Linked DNA regions of Homo sapiens: region 1 is linked to region 2. A link is an interaction called in ENCODE POLR2A ChIA-PET data of the cell type or tissue named here. Cell type or tissue: A673. All regions are shown on one strand. Links, peaks and the distances in the headings refer to the core of each region. The heading gives the core; the rest is flanking DNA.

Region 1 (7,183 bases), core at 1,385-6,384, 74 kb before region 2:
ATGAAAACTCAGGTTTCATAAAAGCAGTGATTTCTCTTCCAGAGAGGGCTCTGAATACATTGTTACTTACTTGAACATGCTGTCCTTCAAGGTAGGAGCTGAGGCAGGGCCTACACCTGTAATCCCAGCACTTTGGGAGGCCAAGGTGGGAGGATTGCTTGAGCCCAGGAGTTTGAGGCCAGCCTGGGCAACATAGTGAGACCCAGCCTCTACCAAAAAAAAAAAAAAAAAAGAAAAAGAAAAATTAGCCAGACATGGTGATGCTTGCCTGTAGTCCCAGCTACCGGAGAAGCTGAGGTGGGAGGATCACTGGAGTCCAGAAGGCAGAGATTGCAGTGAGCCGGGATCACGCCACTGCACTCTAGCCTGGGCAACAGAGCGAGACCCTGTCTCAAACAAATAAAACAAAGTAGAAGATGATATCCAAGCCATTTGTGATTTGTTCTGACCTTCCAATCTATGATTTAGGTATTGATTTAGAATGCATTTTATTCATCCTATAAAAATCTCTGCCAATTATTCTTTTTTTTTTTTTTTTTTTTTTGAGATGGAGTCTGGCTTTGTCATCCAGGCTGGAGGGCAGTGATGTGATCTTGGCTCACTGCAACCTCCGCCTCCTGGGTTCAAGTGATTCTCCTGCCTCAGCCTCCCGCGTAGCTAGCTGGGATTACAGGTGCCCACCACTACGCCTGGCTATTTTGTGTATTTTAGTAGAGACACAGTTTCGCCATGTTGGCTAGGCTGGTCTTGAACTCCTGACCTCAAGTGATCCTCCTGCCTTGGCCTCCCAAAGTGCTGGGATTACAGGTGTGAGCCACCACGCCCTCACAGAACAATGTATTCCTTAACTTTTTATATGCTTTTTTTAGATTGAAAAATTTCAAAATTATAAGCAAATTTAATGCTTGAAATTGGACATCAGCATTGAGCTGGAGAAAAATCAATGGTTCCTTCTGATGTGAAAGGAAGCAACAATATATAAATACAGGTCTATGTCTTCATTTCTCCTTGTAACAAAAATGGGGTATTCAGTGTTGAAAATTTCCTTAGGCAATTCCCCAAACAACTACTTAAAAATACCCAGAGTTGGCCACTTGTTCTGTGCCTACATCAGACTCCAAAAAAGGAACAAACACTTTCAGCAATGGTGATTGACCCTCCTATAAGTTTCTCTCATTTTAAAACATGGGAAAATCATCACTTCTCACTCAATAGAAGAGGTTAGGTTTAGGGCCGTGCTATGTTTATTTTATTGCTACTATGTAAGCCAACTTTGATTCTGGCCAGAACGATCAGCTTATGTTTATATCAGCTTTAACAAGATCCATAACTGTTTTCCCTCTTCACTAGCCTGGCTATATGTGGGATACAAACTTCTGTGCTTCTCACAAGGAAAAAAAAATCCAATTTCAAAGACTCAGGTCTAACCACTCAGGTGACTTTAAAATCAAATTATTCTATAGAATTTTACAGGGTGACAGCATATTTGTTGAATGATATGATATTGATGTGTACATGAATTTTTAGTTGGAGACTAAAATCTGTTTTAGAAATAGATCCAGTGCTTTTTAGAAAATACTTAAATTTTTCCCATTGATCATATAGTTCCCTAAAGTTTTAGCTTTTTAAAAAATCTAAATGGCATTATGCTTTTAAAGAAAGGAAAGTGGAACGTTTGATTATGAAATGTAGGGAATGCTAATGTTTTATAGTTTATGTCTTCAAGAATCAGTTTTTAAGTTTTTTTTTTGTTTTTGTTTTTTTTTTTAAGACACAGTCTCGTTCTGTCGCCCAGGCTGGAGTGCAGTGGCGCAATCTCGGCTCACTGCAAGCTCCGCCTCCCGGGTTCAAGCGATTCTCCTGCCTCAGCCTCCTGAGTAGCTGGGACTACAGGTGTCCACCACTACGTCCGGCTAATTTTTGTATTTTTAGTAGAGACAGGGTTTCACCATGTTGGCCAGGATGGTCTTGAACTCCTGATCTCGTGATCTGCCCACCTAGGCCTCCCAAAGTGTTGAGATTACAGGCGTGAGCCACCGTGCCTGCCCCAGTTTCTAACATTTTTTATAACCATCATACAATTGAAACAAGGTGCAACTGGACTCACGAGGTCATGGGTCAATTTCCTGTGAGTGTGGGCTTAGACCGTCCAGCTTGTTCTCCTGCCACCCACTCTTAGCATGGAAGGACGAAGCGGGTGACAATCAGCCAACATGTGCTCAAATAGCTAGATGTTCGATACTGAGTAGAAAAATCCTTACACATCAGCTGAGTTTTTCCATGTTTACCCATATATTTTGGCATAGAATGAACTAAATCTGTGATTTTTCAGCATGTTATGGTTGTAGAGTTCATGAACTATTATTCCATCTTGGGAATACTTTGAGAAGTAAAAGTAAATTTTATTATTGCAAAAGATGCAGTAATATTTAGTATTTTGTTTTAAAAGTCAAAACTTACTCAGCAAATGCACGGCATACAGATGGTGAAGAGGTGATTCAGTAAAGTTTTGGTTTCAAGAAATCCTGGCCCACCTAAGTAATCTCCAGCATAGCAAGGTTTATCTTAAAGATAAAAAAGGATCAAAAGGCCCTTGAGAATTAGGCAGCTACCCCCTCTGTCTCCCTCTCCCTCGTGCAAGATTATCTGCTCCCCACCTATGACTGCTCTCTCCCTTTCCTCAGAGTGGATTCTTCCCCACAGCCACTTGTACTGGCCTCACATGGTCACCTGTGCCCCACTTTATCATGGCTCACTGGCCCCTCTTATCATTTTCTCCCTCCCAGATTATTGACAGATGAATGGGATTTTCACAGTTTACCTTTTCAATGTGGCTCTGTATCCTTAGCAAACCTATGGATTCTCTGCCAGTGGCAGAATAGAGACAGTTGCAAACTCTTTTCTTCTCCCATCGAAAGATGAAGTCTGATTTCCCTCTCCTTAACACTGGCTTTGCCTTTGAGATTTGCTTGATGCATAGAATACAAGAGAAGTAACTCAGAAGAAGAACTTCCAAGGTTAGGTCAGAAGGAGCCTCGCAACTTCTATCTGGGTCTCTGGTAGAACCACACTCTTGCCCTTGGAACCATGAGCTGCCACTTTGCTAGAAAGACCTTGTGAAAAGGCTCTTGGACAACACAGATAGGAGAGGAGTCCAGCTGAGTCTTGCCTTCCTATGCCCCCGCCAAGGTGCCAGCTACAGGAGTGAAGCTATCTTGGACCCTTCAGACCAGATCAGCTATCAGCTGAATACCATCCACCATCCTGAGTCAATGCCACGTGCAACAGCATCACCCACAGGAGCACTACCCAAATCTCTGACCCACAGAATGATGAAATTTAATACAATGGTTGTTTTAAGCCACTAAGTTTTAGGGTAGTTTGCGATGCAGCAGCAGATGCAACGCCTCTGTTCACAGCGGCTAAGACTCAAAGGGACGCAAACCAAGCAACCTACGTCTACCCCAGCAAGGACAGTGGGTAGAAATTTCCTTACAGAAAAGACTGCATGTCATCAGGAATCATAACTGAAATCTCTCAGTTAATTCCTATCCTAAATTTCCCTCGAGGATATAACAAGGAGAAACAGTATTAAGTTACAGCTAGACTCTGGTGGGATTTAGATTAAAAATATAAAAGTACATCTAGATGCTAGATGAGACTAGTGACGTCACGAACCAGACTGAAACTTAATCACATTAAGAAGCAGGTAATCATATTCAAACGAGATTTGTACTTGGTAACTTAAGGATAATTACATCTCAAAGCCAAGGACTATCTTTGTCAATCTCATGTTTTCATGATCAGCTGAAGCAGAGAAATTAATACATTTTAATGATGAAACTTAGCCTACATGTATTTTGTAGATATTCACTTAGAAGTGAAAAATATGATGTAAAATCAGTTATGTGTAGATATTTTTGGAGAAAAAACCTTAAAACTTAGAAACCAGTTACATAGTCATTATTAACTTAAAACAGATCATACTGATATATTTCTCATATTTCATGCCCTTCCTTAAAGACAATGATTTTTTCTCAAACATCAAACATTTCAGCCTTTACATATTTCTCCAGAAACCACCACAAGCATCCATATAGTGTGTTTACTGTCAGGTTTATTCTGACTTGCCTTCACAACAGTTGACTCTCAGTTTAGCTTGTTGATTCACAGAAAAAAAAACCTGAATGCCACCAAGAAATTTCCAAGAATTGTTAAAAAAAATTAAATGTGAAAAGAAGAACCTCTGATCCTTACTCAATGTGTTCTCTATTTTTCCCTCGGACTAATTAAGAAAAGCATGTTAATTATAATGGATTCCAAATGTGCTAACCTCCAGTTAGTATTTTTTAAAGTATTGACTATTTTGGCCAGTCCAAGATTGCCTATTAGATTATAAGCTCCTCTGAGACCCAGAGGCCATGCCTTTGTTGTCATTGACCAGAAAGGGAGAAAGAGTAAATCTCTGTTCATTTTGGGGGGTGTGATAACTCCCATTTCAGGTGTGCTGAAGGTGGCAGTGATGGACATTTGCTGTTTTTACCATCTAGCATCTGTTTATTGCTTTTTTCTCTCTTTTTTTTTTTTTTTTTTTTGAGACACAGTCTCACTCTGTCACTCAGGCTGGAGTGCAGTGGCCTGATCTCGGCTCACTGCAAGCTCTGCTTCCTGGGTTCACGCCATTCTCCTGCCTCAGCCTCCTGAGAGGCTGGGACTATAGGCACCTGCCACCAAGCCTGGCTAATTTTTTTGTATTTTTTTAGTAGAGACGGGGTTTCACTGTGTTAGCCAGGACGGTCTCGACCTCCTGACCTCGTGATCTGCCTGCCTCGGCCCCACAAAGTGCTGGGATTATAGGCGTGAGCCACTGTGCCTAGCCTGCTTATTGCTTTTTTCAAACTAGCTTCTCCTTGAGGAGAACAGCCTTCCCTATTTCATCCATCTGATTTGGGTGGACAGAAGACCTACCTCCAACTGCAAGGATGAGACGTCACGGGCTTCAGTTGATCAACACAGCTCAGCACCTTTGCAGACAGATTTGCTTAGAAATGTCCAAATAGTCTATAGCCAAGGTGGTATGTTTTAGGGCTTCTGAATAAATAAGAGCTTTTATTCTCCGGCTTGCAGGAGCTCCTGAAAAGCAATCTCCTTCTTCTCCTGAGTGTGATGTTGAAGATCTGTAACTACAGTCACCAGTTTGCCGCCAGGTGGGAACACCAGTTGGGAACAACACGGGCCTGCGAGGGATGCCGCTGAAAGCAGGAAAGATTAGTGACACAGACAGAAGCTGGACGAAGTCTCACCTCAGGTGCACATCTGGGCTTCGCAATTTTATGAACCTGTAAGTTCTCTGATTCCAAAGGTGAGTTGTATTTTGGCTTATGTTTTGCAGCTGAAAGATTTCTAACTTCTTTTCCACCACAGAATCTTTGAATGATTTAGATATAAACTTCAAGCTCCATTTAGGTCAGTGATTTTTGTCTGTATTGTTCACTGATGAATCCCACTGCCTTGAGCACAGCCTGGCAATATTAGGTGCTCAGTGAATATCTGTTGATAAAACGCGCAAAGTTGGTTCAGCCTTTAAGAAGATGAATGTTGTTAATAACACATGCCTAATGAAAGAATCTGAGTACATATTCCTAGAATACACACATAAAATTTAAAACACCTAAAAATGCTTAAATACATTTAAAAAAACAAAAAACAAAACTATAACGATTGGTGAGATTCAGCCAGTAGTGTGTTGGAGCTGGCTTGTCCTGGCTTTGGAGACTGAGCTGTATACATCTCCTCCTGATTCCGCATCCAGTGTCTTCATGTTGGCAGCCTGAAATTGACCAGAGGGGGCATTTATACCATGGTAATCGGCAAACACTGCAAATGAGGGGTTTATTTCCTCTCCTCTGCCCTACCCTCCCAGAGAGCCAGTTCAGCATTATTTTTCCTAGAAAAACCTTTTAGTGAGGTGAACACTTTCTTTTAAAAAAATAAAATCTTCCCATTTCAGAGCTGGAAGGAAACTCTGAAGTTTTCGACTTCGGTATCCTAAGTTGACAGGCGAGGAATCTCTCCATGAGCTAAGTTACGGAGGTGACAGCACACCCCGGACCCTCAATTTGCAAGATCCAAATCACACAGCCACTCCGCAAGAAAAAGCGTGGGAAATAATCCAAACACATGCGTCTCTAGCGAGATGCCAGGCATTTGTTGGGGAAAATATGTCCCTCCAATTATATGATGTCAGGGATCACTCTAGATGGGGTTTGTGTGGGTCAAATGTGGTACCAGGACCCCTAGATCTGGCCAGGCCTATCCCAGGCTCACTGTCCTGCAGGGACTAAATACCCAGCCGCAGCCTAGTGTGCTATCTCTGTAGGTTGTGTGAAATGACTCAACATTTCCTGCTCTTTCTCAAAGGTAAACTCACACCAGCCCTTGCGCGGCAGGCCAATTCTCCCTGACGATCACACAGACAGGCCTGCATGACGGTCACACAGACAGGCCTCCTGACGATCACACAGACAGGCCTCCTGACGGTCACACAGACAGGCCTCCTGATGGTCACATAGACAGGCCTGCATGACGGTCACACAGACAGGCCTCCTGACGGTCACACAGACAGGCCTGCATGACGGTCACACAGACAGGCCTCCTGACGGTCACACAGACAGGCCTCCTGATGGTCACACAGACAGGCCTGCATGACGGTCACACAGACAGGCCTCCTGATGGTCGAACAGACAGGCCTCCTGACAGTCACACAGACAGGCCTGCATGACGGTCACACAGACAGGCCTGCATGACGGTCACACAGACAGGCCTCCTGACGGTCACACAGACAGGCCTCCTGACGATCACACAGACAGGCCTCCTGACGATCACACAGACAGGCCTCCTGACGGTCGCACAGACAGGCCTGCATGACGGTCACACAGACAGGCCTCCTGATGGTCGAACAGACAGGCCTCCTGACGGTCACACAGACAGGCCTCCTGACGGTCACACAGACAGGCCTCCTGATGGTCGAACAGACAGGCCTCCTGACGGTCACACAGACAGGCCTCCTGACGGTCACACAGACAGGCCTGCATGACGGTCACACAGACAGGCCTCCTGATGGTCACACAGACAGGCCTGCATGACGGTCACACAGACAGGCCTCCTGACGATCACACAGACA
Region 2 (7,183 bases), core at 831-5,830:
AAGGACAAAACACCATTAGAAACACCCAGGAACAGAATGATCAGCTGCCAGCAAGTCAGTGTCAGCAAGGGAAGATCTGAAATGCTAGCAAAGAGGAAGAAGAAAAAGATTAAAGACATTGAAAGGAAAAGATATGGAGGACAGACAAGATACAAAATAAAGCAAAACATAACATTGCTCTCAAATTTGAAACACGTGACAGGAAAGTGTTAATTTAGAGAGGTAAAATTCAACAGAAAATTAAAAGGCATGAAAATGGCTAATTAATATGTGGAAGGATTCTGTGTAAATTTAGAAAAATGAAAACAATGTATTCAGTTGGTGCAAAAGTAATTGTGGTTTTTGCCGTTAAAACCTCTTTGCAGATCACATCATCGAAAACTGAAAAGATTGATGTGTGGGCAAAGGTGTAAAACTAGAAACTTGAATATAATGTTGAATAAAACTATCATTTTCAATTCAAATACCACTTTACTTCAGCACATTTATCTTACATATACACTCGCAACTAGGAAAGGAATATGGACAAGCAAAGTCACTGTGTCATTTTTAGTCATTGTAAAAACCAGAAAAAATCTAAAGTTTTGTTTGTAAAGGATTGGTTTAAAATCATGGAATATCCATACAATGAAAAAGGTAGGTGTTCACTGGGAAATACAGTAGCTGTCTATGTTGATAGGGAAAGACCTTCAAGATTGCTCAAGTGACACAACGGATATCTAACAATACGTATGAATGCATACCCTCCTGTTAGGGAAACAGGAGCCTAGGAGAGTCAGGGTGACACCACTTTAAAATCAACTCCATCTTAAACCTAATGAGGCACATTCCTTGCCAGTTACCACCTGTATTAGCCTCTTCTCATGCTGTTAATAAAGACATATTCTAGACTGGATAATTCATAAAAGAAAGAGGTTTAATTGACTCCCAGTTCCGCAGGGATGGGGAGGGCTCAGAAAATGTAGAATCATGGCAGAAGGGGAAGCAAACACGTCCTTCTGCACATGGTGGCAGCAAGGAGAAGTACAGCAAGGAGAAGTGTGAAGTGGGGGAAAACCCCTTATAAAGCCATCAGATCTCGTGAGAACTCACGCATTATCACAAGGATAGCATGGAGGTTACCGCCCCCACGATTCGATTACCTCCCACTGGGTCTCTCCCATGACACGTGGTGATTATGGGAACTACAGTTCAAGATGAGATTTGGGTGGGGGATACATGGGTGGGACACAGCCAAACCATGTCACCACCCATGGTCATAGAATGTTAATAGCTGAGAAAAACGCCTAATGCCTGCAAGGACAAACTCTTATGACAGCAAAATGTCCCAATGTCCCAATATCACATAGCAATATATGCTTTTAAAGATAATTATAGTCATGCTGTGGTGTGTTTGTGCACTAAAGTGCCAAGGACAGCTTTCTTTAAACCAACGAGGAATAAATTTTGTCACACCGTCAGCCCACTGGCGTGTAGACATAATGTAGCTTAGCTTTTACATAGATAAGACCCCTATATAAGAAAAACTTAAGACAAAGATGAGGGGTTCCTCCTCTTGCTTTCTGAGGATGCCCTACTTTGTATCTGGGTAGGTTTCAGTAAACTCTCTCTCCTCACTGCACTCTGCAACTCACCTTGAATTCTTTCCTGCACAAGATCCAAGAACTCTTACTTGGGGTCTGGATTGGAACACCTTTTCCTGGCAACACTCCTATTACACTTGAAATTTCAATCGTATGCCTGTATTTCTTCTGTTTCAAATGTTAAAAATTTATATGTTTTCCGTGAAAAAAGAGTTGGAATTTTTTTTAAGTTTTAGCTTTTTATGGAGAAAAATTATTAACTAGAAAATTAGACTATCAGAGAGACTTATAGTTTCACCTCGCTAAGATTTCATTCTCAAACATGGGCCATTACTTTTACTGGAAGTAAAAAATTATATAATTATATTGGAACTAGTGTTGAATAATTTTATTTTTGTTCACATAAAGCAACATGAATAAAATACACAATAACTATAACTTAAATCTGAAATAAGCACTAAAATTATGTGCACAGCATTCATTTTGCTATTCTGCTGCAAACAGAATATTTTCTTTTCATAGCACCTGCAGTGAAGGTCTCAAAGGAGTCTTGCATGGAAGGGCATTGAAGGGGACATGAAATTTTAACTAATACCACGAGCTCACATGCTTCAAACCCAAACTTGCTTATAACCAACCAATGTCACTTCTTAGAGAACAATATTACAGGTTTTTAGTATTGTGCTATTGTTTTTCCTTAAATTATGTTTTGTTATCTGAAATCCCAATTAATGGTTTTAGTTTTTTTTTAATTTTTGTAAGACAGGGTCTTGAACTCCTGGGCTCAAGTGATCCTCCCGCCTCAGCCTCCCAAAGTGCTGGGATTACCGGTGTGAGCCGCCGCACCTGGCTAATGTTTGCTCTGGACACCATAAGACTTGTTAGCATAATCGTAAGGAGACCCTGAAAATACATATTTTAGCTGCTCCCAGAGTCTCTCTGTGTTTCTACAGGACAGTGGGAAACTGATGTAAATAATTAAGAAGCAAATTAATTATTTGTCAGTTACGTACCCATCCTGACTTCCAGCATGGAGACTTAAATGAAAAGCAGAGGCAGCCAGGTGCCAATTACTTTTACAAGCTTCATTCTTAAGTTGAATTAGGAAAGACTAAGATGTAACCAGATGTATGTATTATCAAGTGATGAAAGTTATCTGCTTTTTAAAACACTTTTTGATTTAGTCCTCCTAATTTTCCTATGATTGCAACTCCCAAAAAGAATCATAACATAAAACCTACACCTAAGAAAATTCTGTTCTGATGCAGGGGAAATTCATCTACTTGCAAAAGCACACTGCAGGATTGCAATTCAGATGTCAAGTTAACCTGATGAGTGATTTGAACACACACACACACACACACACACACACACACACACACACTTGCTTTGTAAATTAAAAATCTGGAGCAAGCCACAGAACATGGTCCCTTTCAGAAGGGAGTGTCTTTGTTCTGCATAGCTCCTGTCCTGATGGTGTGGGCACCTCTGAGTGGTCTCTCCATTGTGCTGGACCTGGTTGCTGTAACTAACAATGGGTGGCTCTCCTGGTCTGAAATCTAAAGAGCATGTTAGTCACCTGCAAGCCTGCTCTTATTTAAAAGAGCTGGTTCACCTCCTTTTTTACATCGTCAAATTAGATCCCCTCAGAGAAATGCCAGAATGTTCAGTTGACACATTAACGCTGAATTAAAACTAGCTACAATTTCCAACTTGCAGATGGTGGTGAGACCAAAGGTAATAACAATGAATTTGTCATTCAGCCACAAGGGATTGATGCAGCCAATTAAGGCTACTCTCTGCCCATGAGATTCTGCTCAGGTTTTCTACTCCATCGTGACTAGGGGAGATCACCGGAAGGGATGATTTCTTCCACTTACATCACACAGAACTCCTGCAAAGGGGTTTTCACTCCACAAACACTTGTGATGGCTCTTATTATGTTCCAGACACTGCTTGAAGCCCTCTACAACTATTAACTCATCTAATCCTCCCAACAACGCTTAATGGTGAGTTCTATTACTCCGATCACTTAAGAGGAAACCTGGATGCTAAGTAACTTGTCCAAGGTCACACAGCTAGTGAATGGCACAGCTGGGATGTGAACACAAGCGCTGTGACTTCAGAATCCAGGCTCGCCCTGACTTTGCTACACCACTCCTGTGCCCGAGATAAAGCTGGGTTTCCAATCTCCGCATCGTTCACATTTAGGGCCAAGTAATTATTTGTTGTTGGAGGCTATTCTATACATTGTAGTGTCCCTGGCCTCTACCCACTGGGTCCCTGGAGTAACCCTCCCTCCCCTGAGCTGTGAAAACCAAAAATGTCTTCAGATACTGCCAAATATCTCTTTGGGGACAAAATCATCTCGTTGAGATATCATTCTCTATGTCTATCATAGAAATAGAATGACTAAAAAGAAGAAATAATAGAAAAATGTGGCATTACTAAAAACAATCGTAGTATGTCCGTCTCTGTACATTTTGAGATAGAATTATTAGGAAATATCTCAAAACAGTCCTCTCTTTTTTTGAGACGGAGTCTCTCTCTGCTGCCCAGACTGGAGTGCAATGGCACCATCTCGCCTCACCGCAACCTCCCCCTCCTGGGTTCAAGCGATTCTCGTGCCTCAGCCTCCCGAGTCGCTGGTATTACAGGCACCCACCACCACGCCCGGCTAATTTTTTGTATTTTTTAGTAGAGATGGGGTTTCGCCAAGTTGGCCAGGCTGGTCTTGAACTCCTGACCTCAGGTGATCCACCTGCCTTGGCCTCCCAAAGTGCTGGGATTACAGGCGTGAGCCACTGCGCCCAGGCTCAAAATAGTCCTTCTTTTAGCTTTTATGTTATCTCTCCTTCCTAGCTTTTTTTTTTTTTTTTTTTTTTTTTTTTGGCTTAGGCAGCTAGGAAGCCCAGAGCTCTATCTTCACCTGAAGCCACGAGCATTTGAGGAATTATGTGCTCAATATTGTTAGATGCCGCATATGCACAGAAATAGAGGAAGTTACACGGGTTTCAGCCTCGTTGAAGAAAAGCATCGACAGGGAAATTAGAATCAGTCAAGCAGCCAGAACATATGTAAATGTTACCTTATGCGGCCTGTGGGAATGAAGCACAACAGGACACGTGGGCGCGGTAGTGAGCAGGGCCGGCTCTACTGAGGAGGTCGGTGAGCAGAGTCCGCAGCGGAAAAGGCGAAGGCGACGTGACGTCCAGCAAGCTCGCCATGTTGAGAAGGTAACACGGCGAAGCCCCGCCCAGCTGGGATGGAAGGCGCCGTTGGAAGGAACGTGAGGCACAGTTGGAAGCAGGCAACGGTGGGCGTTGCAGGCTCGTGAACAAGAACAGGAAGCGTGCTCGCTTCGGCAGCGCATGGACTAACATTGGAACGGTACAGGGAAGATCAGCAGGGCCCCTGTGCCAGGACGGCACGCGAATTCCTGAAGTGTTCCAAATAAATAAATGAGTAAGAACAGGAAGTGGTACTGGGCGTTTCAGGAATAATAACGAGCAGCGGGGAACCAGGGCTCTGCGGGGCTCATGGCGAGTTATGGAAGCTGTTACGAATCTGCCTTATGGTGAGGAAGACAGAGATCGAGGTGTTGGCAGTGAAATGGAAAGTAAGGGGTGATTAAGGGAAAATATTTGAAATTGAAGAATTGACAGGGATCCATGGTTTGTTAGACATTGAAAATAATAACAAATGTGGTAGGCTGCTTCTCAGTGAGCTCCCACTATCCCCTTTCTCCTGGGAGCCACACTGCAGTGGAAGCTCTTCCCCCAGTGTGGGCTAGACCTAGTGACTCATTTCTAATGAACAGAATATGGCAGAGTAAGGGGTCACTCTTACAAAAGAATGTGGCTTCCATCTTGGGTGTGAGTGGCCTCCGGGGAGACCCGCATAACAATGAAATGATGTCCCTGGACCAGCCAGAGAGGACCAGAGGACTGTCAGCAGTCCCATGAGCGAGCCTGGATGTGAATGCGTCCCCTGATCCCCGACGTTCAGCTGTGAGATGGCCGCAGCACTGGCCACAGCCTTGACTGCAGCCTTGTAGAGAACCTGGGCCAGAGGATGCTGCTAAGCCACGCCTGGACTCCTGAGCCACAGGGACTGTGAATGGATCAAAGTGTGCTGTTTGAAGCCACTAAATCCAGGGGGCATTAGTTACACAGCAATGGAGAAAAAGTACAACAAGCTTACAAGACAAAAAATAACTTTTATCTCAAACATAGGACACCAGTTTATTCAGTTTACATATTTGGAGATATGGTTTTTCTGAAAATTAACCAAAGGGGGAATGAATAAAGAAAAAGAAACATCAAGGCAAGGAAAGGAAGAGAGCCCACATCTAATAGAGGAAATGTCGTTGCCCTTTTAGTACAGAAGACAGAGATCTCTCTTCCATGGGTAATGGCTCTCCTGTGTTAGCCATCTACTTGCTGTCCCCAGCATTATGCAGCGACATATAACTGGACTATGTTCAGAAAATTAAAATGACATATTCAAGGTAAATATCTAGGAACATTTCAGCCCTTAGGAAGTAGAAGAAATACCTCCTGTTACAATCTCCATATTTTCTAATAGATAATGCAACTCATTCTGCTACACATCAGCTAGTTAACTAGCAACACTTTTTCCAGTGCTGACCAGTGCAGGAGTTCTTTGAAAGAATTACTTGTTTCAAAGAGGTCGAAGTGCAGAGTACAATGGTGATTGCCAGGAGTTGGAGGCATGGGGCATGGGGAGAGGTTGGTCAAAGGGAGGATAGTCTCAGTCAGATAAGATGAGTGTGTTCTGAAGATCTATGTATGAGACGGTGCTGTCAATAATAATGTATTATTGTATACTTGAAATTGTTAAGAGACAAATGTTCTCACCACAAGAAAAACCAATAACTATGTAGGTGATGGATGTTAATTACTTTGACTGTGGTAACCGTTTCACAGTGCGTGCATATATCAAAACTTCCCATTGTGCGCTGTAAATATACACAATCTTTATATCTCGATAAAGCTAGGATGGGAGAAGGAAACACTTATAAATCACAGCACACTTGAAGGAAAGAGGAACAGACACCTATTTCAACATGTAAGATCACAACAGAAAGAAGAATGTGAGTTCCATGAAGGCAGGCATTTGCCTTGTTCTCGTCATAGTCCCAGGCCCTGGCGCGTGTTAGATGGTCCCTAGTGATGAGGTGAGTATAATTAATAATGGAGACTAATACCCAGGGTCCTTAACTATATGCACAAAGCAAACACACTTTATCCTCTATGTAATTCTATATTAATTAGCACTCTTAGTTTATAAGCTTACTAACCATGTCTTGATGAGTGATTCTGTTATCCAAACTTTCAAGCCCATTGCCAGAAACCAAAGCTATTGGTCAGTGTGTTAGTGGTCTCCAGGGAAACAGGAGCAATGGGATGCACGTGGTGGGTAATTTCACATGTCAGCTTGGCTGCACCAGGATGCTCAGATATTTGGTCAAATGTTATTCTGGATATTCCTGTGAGGGTGTTTTTGGATGAGACTGACGTTTCAATGGGTGAACATTGAGTAAAGCAGACTTCCCTCCATAATGTTGGGGGGGCTCA

What was found. ChIA-PET counts read pairs that join two places held together with the same protein. Peaks named below come from ENCODE experiments on the same cell type or tissue, not always from the same donor. Only the 100,000 strongest peaks of a DNase experiment are listed, where the experiment ranks them.
Region 1: POLR2A ChIA-PET joins it to region 2 with 7 read pairs; 3 of 35 experiments call an interaction of 5 or more read pairs at or near these places.

The regions. Positions count from the first base shown.
Region 1 is chr4:186,421,269-186,428,451 of GRCh38, forward strand. The region is part of intron 1 of F11-AS1 (F11 antisense RNA 1); the gene reads right to left. Among named protein-coding and RNA genes, the nearest start is that of F11-AS1, 76 kb to the right of the region's middle. RefSeq lists an enhancer at 6,566-7,105. In A673, for the core only: no CTCF peak of the experiment used is centred there; no DNase peak of the experiment used is centred there.
Region 2 is chr4:186,496,174-186,503,356 of GRCh38, forward strand. F11-AS1 (F11 antisense RNA 1) reads right to left here and starts at 4,885. Exons shown (of 4, transcript NR_033900.1): 1 at 4,672-4,885. It also overlaps the pseudogene RNU6-1055P. In A673, for the core only: a CTCF peak has its summit at 4,754; a DNase peak (open chromatin) is centred at 4,878; H3K4me3 peaks cover 1,071 bases; H3K27ac peaks cover 1,428 bases.